2 separate regions of the Homo sapiens genome follow, and region 1 is linked to region 2. Evidence: read pairs that join two places in POLR2A ChIA-PET (ENCODE). Cell type or tissue: PC-9. All regions are shown on one strand. Each heading gives the region's core, and the rest is flanking DNA. Links, peaks and the distances in the headings are about the cores only.

Evidence for each region. Peaks named below come from ENCODE experiments on the same cell type or tissue, not always from the same donor. Only the 100,000 strongest peaks of a DNase experiment are listed, where the experiment ranks them.
Region 1: POLR2A ChIA-PET joins it to region 2 with 5 read pairs; 8 of 35 experiments call an interaction of 5 or more read pairs at or near these places.

Annotation. Positions count from the first base shown.
Region 1 is chr19:48,913,014-48,918,341 of GRCh38, reverse strand. It overlaps NUCB1 (nucleobindin 1), which reads right to left. Exons shown (of 13, transcript NM_006184.6): 6 at 5,146-5,328; 7 at 4,778-4,868. The region is part of intron 1 of NUCB1-AS1 (NUCB1 antisense RNA 1); the gene reads left to right. Among named protein-coding and RNA genes, the nearest start is that of NUCB1-AS1, 3.2 kb to the left of the region's middle. In PC-9, for the core only: no CTCF peak of the experiment used is centred there; no DNase peak of the experiment used is centred there.
Region 2 is chr19:48,800,295-48,805,665 of GRCh38, reverse strand. It overlaps BCAT2 (branched chain amino acid transaminase 2), which reads left to right. Exons shown (of 11, transcript NM_001190.4): 4 at 5,369-5,371. Among named protein-coding and RNA genes, the nearest start is that of BCAT2, 8.0 kb to the left of the region's middle. In PC-9, for the core only: no CTCF peak of the experiment used is centred there; a DNase peak (open chromatin) is centred at 3,365; H3K27ac peaks cover 1,608 bases.

The DNA of each region.
Region 1 (5,328 bases), core at 329-5,328, 110 kb before region 2:
CAACGTAGACCCCACAGCTGCAGGGCTTCAGGCTCGGTCAGCCACACTTCCTGTCCTCACCACCGGCCCTCCTTCCTCGGCTCCCTCAGACAAGCACAACCTTCCTCCTGAGGAGGAGGCCAGGAACCCTCATCTTGCAAATCCAGTGGTTAATTTCCACCTGCATCTGACTTGACTTTCTGCCCTTGGCTTCCAGAACATGATTCTGTCCTCTCTGGCTGCCCCTCCACCTCCTTTGACGGCTCCATCCTCTTCCTGACCTCCACATGCTAGTGTGGCCCAGGGCTCAGGCCTGGGGGTCTCTTCTCTGCCTAAACTCTGGATCTGCGCTGTCCAGTACAGTAGCCGCTAGCCACATGGGCTGTTTAAATGTAAATTGATTAAGATTAAAGAAAATGTAGGGGCCAAATTTAGGGGCTCATGCCTGTAATCCCAGTACTTTGGAAGGCTAAGGCAAGATCATTTGAGCACATTAAGTTCGAGACCAGCTTAGAAAAGATGGCTAGACCCCGTCTCTACAAAAAAAAAAAAAAAAGTAAAAAATTGGGCCGGGTGCGGTGGCTCACGCCTGTAATCCCAGCACTTTGGGAGGCCGAGGCAGGAGGATCACCTGAAGTCAGGAGTTCAAGACCAGCCTGGCCAGCATAGTAAAACCCCGTCTCTACAAAAATACAAAAATTAGCCAGGCATAATGCCAAGTGCCTGTAACCCCAGCTACTCAGGAGGCTGAGGCAGGAGAATAGCTTGAACCTGGGAGGCGGGGGTTGCAGTGTGCCAAGATCATGCCATTGCACTCCAGCCTGGGCAACAGAGCAAGACTCTGCCTCAAAAAGAAAAAAAAAATTTAAAAATTGGCTGGGCATGGTGGTGTGCACCTATGATCCCAGCTACTCTAAGGGTTGAGGTGGAAGAATCACTTGAGCCCAGGAGGTCTGGGTTGCAGTGAGCCATGATCACGCCACTGCACTCCAGCCTGGGTGACAAAGGGAAGCCCCATCTCTAAAAATAAAAAAAATGAAAAATAAAAAAAGGTATAGGGAGTTGCTCTGAACCTATTCTGGTCTGTAGGGACTGCCTGATTAAAAAGATTAAATAAGGTTTTTATTTTTTTATTTTTTAGAGACAGGGTCTCACTCTGTCACCCAGGCTGGAGTGCAATGGTGTGATCGTAGCTCACTGAAGCCTTGAACTCCTCGGCTCAAGTGATCCTCCCACCTCAGCCTCCCAAGTAGCTGGGACTACAGATGCACGCCACCACACCCAGCTAATTTTTGTATTTGTTTTCATAGAGATGGGGTTTTGCCATGTTGCCCAGGCTGGTCTTGAACTCCTGGTCTCAAGGGATCCAGCCGCCTTGGCTTCGCAAAGTGCTGGGATTATAGGGGTAAGCCACTGCGCCGGGCCTATTTATTTGTTTATTTATTTTTGAGACAGAGTCTCGCTCTGTTGCCAGGCTGGAGTGCAGTGGCATGATCTCAGCTCACTGCAACCTCCACCTCCAGGGTTTAAGTGATTCTCCTGCCTCAGCCTCCTGAGTAGCTGGGACTGCAGGTGCGTGCCACCATGCCCAGATAATTTTTGTATTTTTAGTAGAGACGGGGTTTCACTATGTTGGCCAGGATGGTCTCGATCTCTTGAGCTCCTGATCTGCCTGCCTTGGCCTCCGAAAGTGCTGGGACTACAGGCGTGAGCCACTGAGCCCAGCCTATTTTCTATTTTTTAGAGACAGGGTTTCACTCTGTTGCCCAGGCTGGAGGGCACTGGTATGATCATAGCTCACTGCAGCCTTGAATTCCTGGACTCAAGTGATCCTCCCACCTCTGCCTCCCAAGGAGCTGGGACTACAGATGCACGCCACCACACCCAGCTAATTTTTGTATTTTATTTGTAGAGATGGGTTTGTGCCATGTTGCCCAGGCTGGCCTTGAACTCCTGGACTCAAGGGATCCACCCACCTCGGCCTCCCAAAGTGCTGGGATTACAGGCGTGAGCCACCGCATCCAGCCCAAATGTCCTCTCTAGAGCTGTGCTGGGACTCCAGTACAGCAGCCACTAGCCACATGGGGCAATTGAAATAGAAATTAATATCCAGTAGAATGAAAACTTCAGTTCCTCACCATTATGCTAAGTGAAATAAGCCAAACACACACACACACACACACACACACACGACAAATACCAAAAGATTCTACTTGCATGAAGTACCTAAAATAGTCAAAATCATAGAGACAGAAAATAGAATGGTGGTTGCTAGAGAGCAGGGGAAAGAAGGGGAGGGCGAGTGGTTTAATGGATACGGTTTCGGTTGTGCGAGATGAAGAGCTCTCAGAATTGGTTGCATGACAGTGTAAATATACTTAATACTATTGAACTGTACAATTAAACATCTTTAAAGCTGGGCGCAGTGGCACACACCTGCAGTCTCAGCTACTCAGGTGACTGAGGCAGGAGGATTGTTTGAGGCCTGGAGTTTGACTCCAGCCTGGGCAACATAGCAAGATCCTGTCTCAAAAAAAAAACAAAACAAAACACGGGGGGTGGTGCCCGGTGGGATGGCTCATGCTTGTAACCCCAGCACTTCGGGAGGCCAAGATAGGTGGATCGCTTGAGCAAAGGAGTTTGAGACCAGCCTGGGCAACATGGTAAAACCTTGCCTTTACTAAAAATTAAAAAAATTAGCCAGGCATAGTGGTACGTGCCTGTGGTCCCAGATACTTGGGAGGCTGAGGGGGAGGATCACTTGAACCTGGGTGGTCAAGGCTGCGAGGTAGTACACGTCACTACCTGAGACCCCATTACAGAATCTTCTAATTCTTTTTTACTTTCTATTGCTTTTTGAGACAGAGTCTCACTCTGTTGCCCAGGCTGGAGTGCAGTGGTGTGATCTCAGCTCATTGCAACCCCCGCCTTCCGCCTCCCGGGTTCAAGCGATTCTCCTACCTCAGCCTCCTGAGTAGCTGGGACTATAGGTGAGCACTACCATGCCTGGCTAATTTTTGTTTTGTTTTTTAATTTTTGTATTTTTAGTAGAGACTGGGTTTTGCCATGTTGGCCAGGCTGGTCTCCAACTCCTGGCCTCAAGGGACCCACCCGCCTAGGCCTCCCAAAGTGTTGGGATTACAGGCGTGAGCCACCACACCCGGCCTAGAACCTTCGTTGATTCTGAGATGCACTTTTGTGTTCTTCTATTTTATCACCCCTGAAATAGGGATGTATCTTTATTTATTTAACTTTTAATTTTTATTTTTTTCTTTGTTTTTTTGAGATGGAGTGTTGCTCTGTCACCCAGGCTGCAGTGCAATGGCACGATCTTGGCTCACTGCAAACTCTGCCTCCCGGGTTCAAGTGATTCTCCCACCTCAGCCTCCTGAGTAGCTGGGATTACAGGCACTCACGATCATGCCCAGCTAATTTTGGTATTTTTGTGGAGATGGGGTTTCACCATGTTGGCCAGGCTGGTCTTGAACTCCTGACCTCAGGTGATCCTCCCACCTCAACCTCCCAAAATGCTGGGATTATAGGCGTGAGCCACCACGCCTGGTCTATTTTTTTTTTTTAAATAGAGACAGGGTCTCACTTTGTTGTCCAGGCTGGTCTTAAATTCCTGGGCTCAAGCCATCTTCCACCTTGGCCTACCAAAGTGCTGGGATTACAGACATGAGCCACTACACCCAGCCCAGGACGCATCTTGTTTTCAATGGTACGTTAATTTAATTGGCAGCTTACGTAAAATGCTAGCACCTCTCATACTGTACAGTCTCGTGGAGTTACTAAAGTATGGTATGATCTGTGTGCCTGATCACTGGCTCTGAGGGGGAGGTACTTTGTTTTGTTTACAGTTGTATCCACGGGGTCTTGACAAAGCTTGGTCCTTAGAGGGAACTTAGGAAAGGTTTGCTGAATGAATGAGTCAGGCCTTGCTAAGCTTATCTGACCGGCTACAGATTCTGGGACAGGGTGCTTGGCATACCTGAGGGGGCTTGGCAACCCCAGGCCACATTTCCAGACAGGAAGAGACAGACTGAGGGGAGTGTGCCTTTGATCCACCATAGAGAAAGGGCTTTCGAGGCCGGGCGCAGTGACTCACGCCTGTAATCCTAGCACTTTGGGATGCTGAGGGGGCAGATCACACGAGGTTGGGAGTTCGAGACCAGCCTGGCCAACATGGTGAAACCCCATCTCTACTAAAAATACAAAAGTTAGCCGGGCATGGTGGTGCATGCCTGTAATCCCAGCTACTCGGGAGGCTGAGGCAGGAGAATCACTTGAACCCGGGAGGCGGAGGGCAGGGGGTTGCAGTGAGCCGAGGTCATGCCACTGCACTCCAGCCTGGGCAACAGAGCAAGACTCCATCTCAAAAAAAAAAAAAAAAAGGAAAAAGAAAAAGAGAAAGGGTTTTCCAGGCTTCTGGAGGCCTGGTTCTTAGGGAACAACCCACTCCTAGCGACAGGGTTCCCAGAGTGGACCAGGGCTTCTCCTGGGCTGCTGTGGGCAGAGGGCCCAGGCCTAGCCAAGCCTGGTTTGCTTACAGAGGACACCAGCTGTCCTTAGAACCCCGAGGTCTGGTGTTTGCTAGAAAAGAGGCCCAACCCTTCCATGCAGATCCTAGCCTTGTAGTCGGGAGAGGCAGGGCTGTCTGGTCAACCAGGGGACATAGGCTTGGCTCTTGGGCCTGACTAAGCCCTCCTGGGACAGACACACCCCTCTTAGCATTCAGGTCCTAGAAGGGTCAGAATCTAGGGTTCATCCTGGCTCTGGAACTCCCTCCCCACCTTACCATGCAGTATGAAGAAGGTCTTGGGGTTAAACCTGTTGGGGTCCAGTCCATCCAGCTCCTCCCACACCTCCTTCAACTGGGCTTGGCTGCCCTGTGGAGGGGAGAGCCAGGAGCTCATGAGCAAGAAGTCTGGATGCCATGGGATAAAACCAAATATCCCTTTACCCTCATCCAACAAACATCATCTCCCTCAAGCAAGAAAACTAAGAAAACTACAACTCCCAGCAGACCCTGGGGCAGCCAGGTACAGTAACAGGGAGTTTTTTTGCCTCAAGGGCCCCTGGGAATTGTAGTTCTTTAACTGCTTTCTTGTCTTGCGTTTGAACTGGATGTGGTAGGGAGTGGATGGGCACAAATGGGGTCCTCACAGGCACGTTGACTTTAGGGTGCTCGCGGTGCCGGCGCTGTTGCTCTTCCAGCTTCCTCTCCGCCTCCTTTCTCTGCTCCTCTCCCAGTGACTCCAGATAACGCCGTCTCTCGTGTTCCTTAAGCATCTCGTAGCGCTTGAACTCTTCATGATGGGCTGCGTCGTACTGGGCAAGGTCCCGGGT
Region 2 (5,371 bases), core at 287-5,286:
GACAGCCCAGGGGGGATGGCGGGAGAGGGGACAGTTGGAGATGGCGGGAAGGGGGACAGTCGGTGGGGGATGGCAGGAGTGGAGACAGCCAATCCAAACCCCAAACGGGAGTAGAGCCTGGTACATTTGGGAGAAATTGCGGTGTTGGAGCATGGTTAAGGAGGCTGAAAATGTCAGGGCCATGGAGGAGCTGAGGGGCTGGGGCCTTGTCCAAGGGTGCTGGGAGCCACTGAGGGCTCTGAGGAAGGGAGGGGCAGGGCCATGTCTGGGTATAGTAAGAGCCCTCTCAGGCCATGTGGAGGGCAAGAGTTGCAGGCTAGGAAGCCGGGCTGGTGACCAGGTAGACCTTGGGCCTGTCCCCACATGGGGACCCAGGAGGAGGAGCGGCTTTGTGGCACCTGGTGAGCCTGAGATACTGTGAAGTTTCTAGGAGACAGATCCAGGAGGCATTTGGTTTTAGGACTTATAGCTGCGGCTGAAAGCAAGGTCTTCAGAAGGAAACTTTGGTTGAGACAAGATTTAAGTGAGCATCTTACAGCTCCAGTAACTGGTTAGCAGGTTGGCTGATTTTAGTCCTCCAGGGCACAGTTCTGTGGCATGAAGACTTTTATTCCATTCCTTTCTTTCCTTTCCCTCCCTCCCTCTGTTTTTTCCTTTCTTCCTTCCTTTCCAGAATTTTAAGGTTTTGTTTTTTCCCCTCTCCCCTCCCACTCTGGACATCTAAGCAACACCAGTCGATTCTGTACAGAGCACACACACCTCCAATCACAGCCAGACACTCCTGCCAGTACATAAGCGTGATGGGCAGGATTCCGCCTGCTGAGCCCCCAGGAAGCTGGTTACTTGGAGACCACCACACACTTCTCCCTTCAGCCCAGCACAGCAGTTGTCCTCTGGCTGGGGACCCAGTACTTTTTCTTCAGCTGAGTGAGAGCAGAGGAAGCCTGTGGCCCTGGCAGACAGAACGCACTGCTGTGATCCCGCGGGTCCAGGGGGCGGAAGGGGGAGGATGAGGGAGTAGGACAATGCTGTCCCTATGTCACCCACACTCCAGGGCATGTGTGGATTGCAGGCCGACCACGTGTATTATTTTTTATTTTATTTTTTCTTATTTATTTATTTAGAGACAGAGTCTCACTCTGTCCCCCAGGTTGGAGTGCAATGATACAATCTCGCTCACTGCAACCTCCGCCTCCCGGGTTCAAGTGATTCTCCTGCCTCAGCCTCCCCAGTAGCTGGGATTACAGGCGCCCGCCACCACACCCGGCTAATTTTTGTATTTTTAGTAAAGCCAGGGTTTCACCATGTTGGCCAGGCTGTTTTCGAACTCCTGGCCTCAAGTGATCTGCCCACCTCAGCCTCCCAAAGTGCTGGGATTGCAGGCGTGAGCCACCATGCCTGGCCTTATTTTTTATTATTGTGGTACTAATACGCATACATAATAACACACAGCATCAAATGTGGGATTCCAACCATTTTATTTGTTTGTTTGTTTGTTTATTTATTTATGAGATAGAGTTTCACTCTTGTTGCCCAGGCTGGAGTGCAGTGGCACAATCTTGGCTCACTGCAACCTCTGCCTCCCAGGTTCAAGTGATTCTCCTGCCTCAGCCTCCTGAGTAGCTGGGATTATAGACATGCACCACTATTGGCTAATTTTTGTATATTTAGTAGAGACACGGTTTCACCACGTTGGCCAGGCTGGTCTCAAACTCCCGACCTCAGATGATCCACCGCCTCATCCTCCCAAAGGGCTGGGATTACTGGCGTGAGCCACGGCGCCCAGCCTCCAACCATTTTAAAGCCCATAATTCAGTGGCAGGCAATGTTATGCAACCATCAGCACCATCAAGGTTCAGAACTGTTTAATCCCCCATACCTATTAATCAGTACCCATTGTCCCTCACCCCAGCCCATGACAACCATTAGTCTGCTTTCTGTCTTTGTCTACCTGTATTTGTTTATTTATTATCTTTAAATAATAGGGATGGGGTTTCACCATGTTACCCAGGCTGGTTTTGAACTCCTGAGCTCAAGTGATCCACCTGCTTCGGCCTCCCAAAGTGCTGGGATTACAGGCGTGAGTCACCAAGCCTGGCCACCTGCATTTTTGTTGTTGTTGTTATGACTCTTTTTTTGAGAAAGGGTCTTGCTCTGTAGCCCAGGCTGGAGTGCAGTGGCACGATCTTGGCTCACTGCAGCCTTGACCTCCCAGGCTCCAGCGATCCACCTGCGTCAGCCTTCCAAGTAGCTGGGACTGCAGGTGTGCACCACCATGCCCAGCTAATTTTTATTTTATTTTATTTTTTTTTAGGGATGGGGTCTTGTTATGTTGCCCAGGGTGATCTCAGATTTCTAAGCTCAAGTGATCCTCCTGCCTCAGCCTCCCAAAGTCCTGGGATTGCAGGCATGAGCCACTATATCCGGTGTATCCGGGCTCTTTTACCTGGGTTTTGTTTTGTTTTGTTTTTGAGACGGTGTCTTGCTCTGTTTCCCAGGCTGGAGTGCAGTGGCATGGTCTCAGCTCACTGCAACCTCCGCCTCCTAGGCTCAAGTGATCCTCCTGCCTCTGCCTCCCGAGTGGCTAGGACTACAGGCACACACCACCTTGCCCAGTTAATTTTTAAATCTTGTGCAAAGACAGGATCTCACTTTGTTGCCCAGGCTGGTCTCGAACTCCTGGCTTCAAGCAATTCTCCCACCTTAGCCTCCCAGTTCTGGGGTTACAGGTATGAGCCATCATACTGGGCCTGGAAATTCTTCTCTATACCTTAAAGCTTAAAGAGCTTTTTCCATCTTTCTTGCAGCCTCATGCTGTATCATCCTAACAATGCACCTCCTTAGGCAATCCCCTACTGTTGGACACTTAGGTTGTTTCCAGTCTATTATAAACAATTTTGCAATAAAGAATCTAGTACAGGGCCGGCTGTGATGGCTCACCTGCAATCCCAGCACTTTGGGAGGCTGAGGCAGGTGGGTCACCTGAGGTCAGGAGTTCAAGACCAGCTTTGCCAACATGGTGAAACCCCATCTCTACTAAATATACAAAAATTAGCTGGGTGTGGTGGCGGGTGCCTGTAATCCCAGGTACTCGGGAGGCTGAGGCAGGAGAATTGCTTGAACCCGGGAGGCGGAGGTTGCAGTGAGCCGAGATTGCGCCACTGCACTCCAGCCTGGGTGGCAGAGTGAGACTCCATCTCAAAAAAAAAAAAAAAAAAAAAAAAGGAATCCAGTACACACGTCCCTTCTTTAGTCACTTGTTTAAGTGCAAATGTATCTAGAGGCTCAATTTCGGGAACTGTAGGTCAAAGGATATGTATGCTTGTAATCTTGATACGTATCGCCACATCTACATCTACAGGGTGTGTCAGTTTCCACACCCACCAGCAGAGCCTGTTTCCATACCTTGGACAACCCTTGTCCAAGTTTTAGATCTTTTCCAATCTCCCATGTGGTTTTAAAGGTATCTCAAACTAATTTTAATTTGCATTTTTCTCCCTAGTGATTAATGAAATTGACTATCTTCTCACGAGCTTAAGGGCCACCTGTATTTCCTTTTGTGTGAACTGTCCATTTGCTAGGCTGATTTTTCTATCAGGTTAGGTTTTAAAAAATTCATCTGGGGCTGGGAAGAAGAGGCAGGGGGATTGCTTGAGCTCAGGAGTTCAAGACCAGCCTGGGCAACATAGTAAGACCCTATCTGTACAAGAAATTGGAAAAAAAAAAAAAGTCCAGTCGTGGTGGCTCACGCCTGTAATCCCAGCACTTTGGGAGGCCGAGGTGGGCGCATCACCTGAGGTCAGGAGTTCAAGACCAGCCTGGCCAACGTGGTGAAACCCCGTCTCTACCAAAAACACAAAAATTAGCCGGGCGTGGTTGTAGGCACCTGTAATCCCAGCTACTTGGGAGGTTGAGGCAAAAGAATTGCTTGAACCTGGGAGGTAGAGGTTGCAGTGAGCCAAGATAGAGCACTTCAGCCTGGGCAACAGAGTGAGACTCCATCTCAAATAAAATAAAAAATAAAATTCCCAATCCAAGATATAAAACAGTTATTTTTGTTTCCTTCTATAGCTTTTATGGTGTAATATATATATATATATTTTGTTTAGACTTTTAATGCACCTGGAATTTTTTCTGGTGTGAGGTGTGAAATAGAGATTCAACGTAGTTTTTCTCTAGATGGATATTTGGTTATCTATTCCATTATTCAGTCTGTCCACTCATATAGCAGTGTCACTCTGTTTTAAGTATTGTAGATTTATAATGTTTTACTACCTGATATGGCTACTCCCTGCCCCTGCCCCATCTTGCCCCTCATTTTTGTGGTGGTGGTTTTTATCCCCCCAAAATATTGTAGCTAGTTTTGCTTGTCTTCCATTCATTTATCTATTCATTCATCAAAAACCCACTATGGGAAAAAAAAAAAAAGTCTGGCTGGGTGCAGTGGCTCACCCCTGTAATCCTAGCACTTTGGGAGGCTGAGGCGGGTGGATCAACTAAAAATACAAAAATTAGCTGGGCGTGGTGGTGGGCGCCTGTAATCCCAGCTACCCAGGAGGCCGAGGCACAAGAATCACTTGGACCTGGGAGGCGGAGGTTGCAATCAGCAGAGATCACGCCACTGCACTCCAGCCTGGGTGACAGAGTGAGACCCTGTCTCAAAACAAAACAAAACAAAACAAAACAAAAAAACACTCTGTGCCAAGCGCTGCCTACCCTGGTGCATGGGACTGCAGGAGAGGCTGTCTGGTAAACGTGTCAAGGGTAATCCCTGCCTTCCAGGCTCTTCCACTCTGCAGTGGAGCAGATGCTGAACAAGCAAACTTGGAACCATGGGGCAGTGATCAGGGACAGAGTCTCCAGAAAAAAAAAACTAGGTCCCAGGCTGGAGTGCAGTGGCATGATCGTGGCTCACTGCAGTCTCAAACTCCCAGGCTCAAGTGATCCTCCCACCACCTTCCAAATACCTGGGACTCCAGTCACGTGCTACCACGTCTGGCTAATTTTCGTATTTTTTGGTAGAGATGGGGTCTTGCTATAATGCCTGGGCTGGTCACGAACTCCTACACTCAAGTGATCCTCCTGCCTCGGCCTCCCAAAGTGCTGGGATTACAGTGAGCCACTGAGCCCGGTCGTGTCCTTTGCTTTCTAGAGTCTCCGTGTGTCTCTACCTGTTTGTCTCCCTGTCTATATCTGTCTCTCTTTTTCTCCATCTCTCTGACCCAGCTGCTAAATCTCCCCGGTGCTCTCCTCTTGGCCTCCATCTTTCAGTTGTCTGTGTCTTTGTGTATCTGTCTCTGTCTGTCTTGGTGTCTCTCATGACTGTCTGGAGAAGTCTCTGAGCCTCCCCACCCGCGTGTCCCCGCAGCTG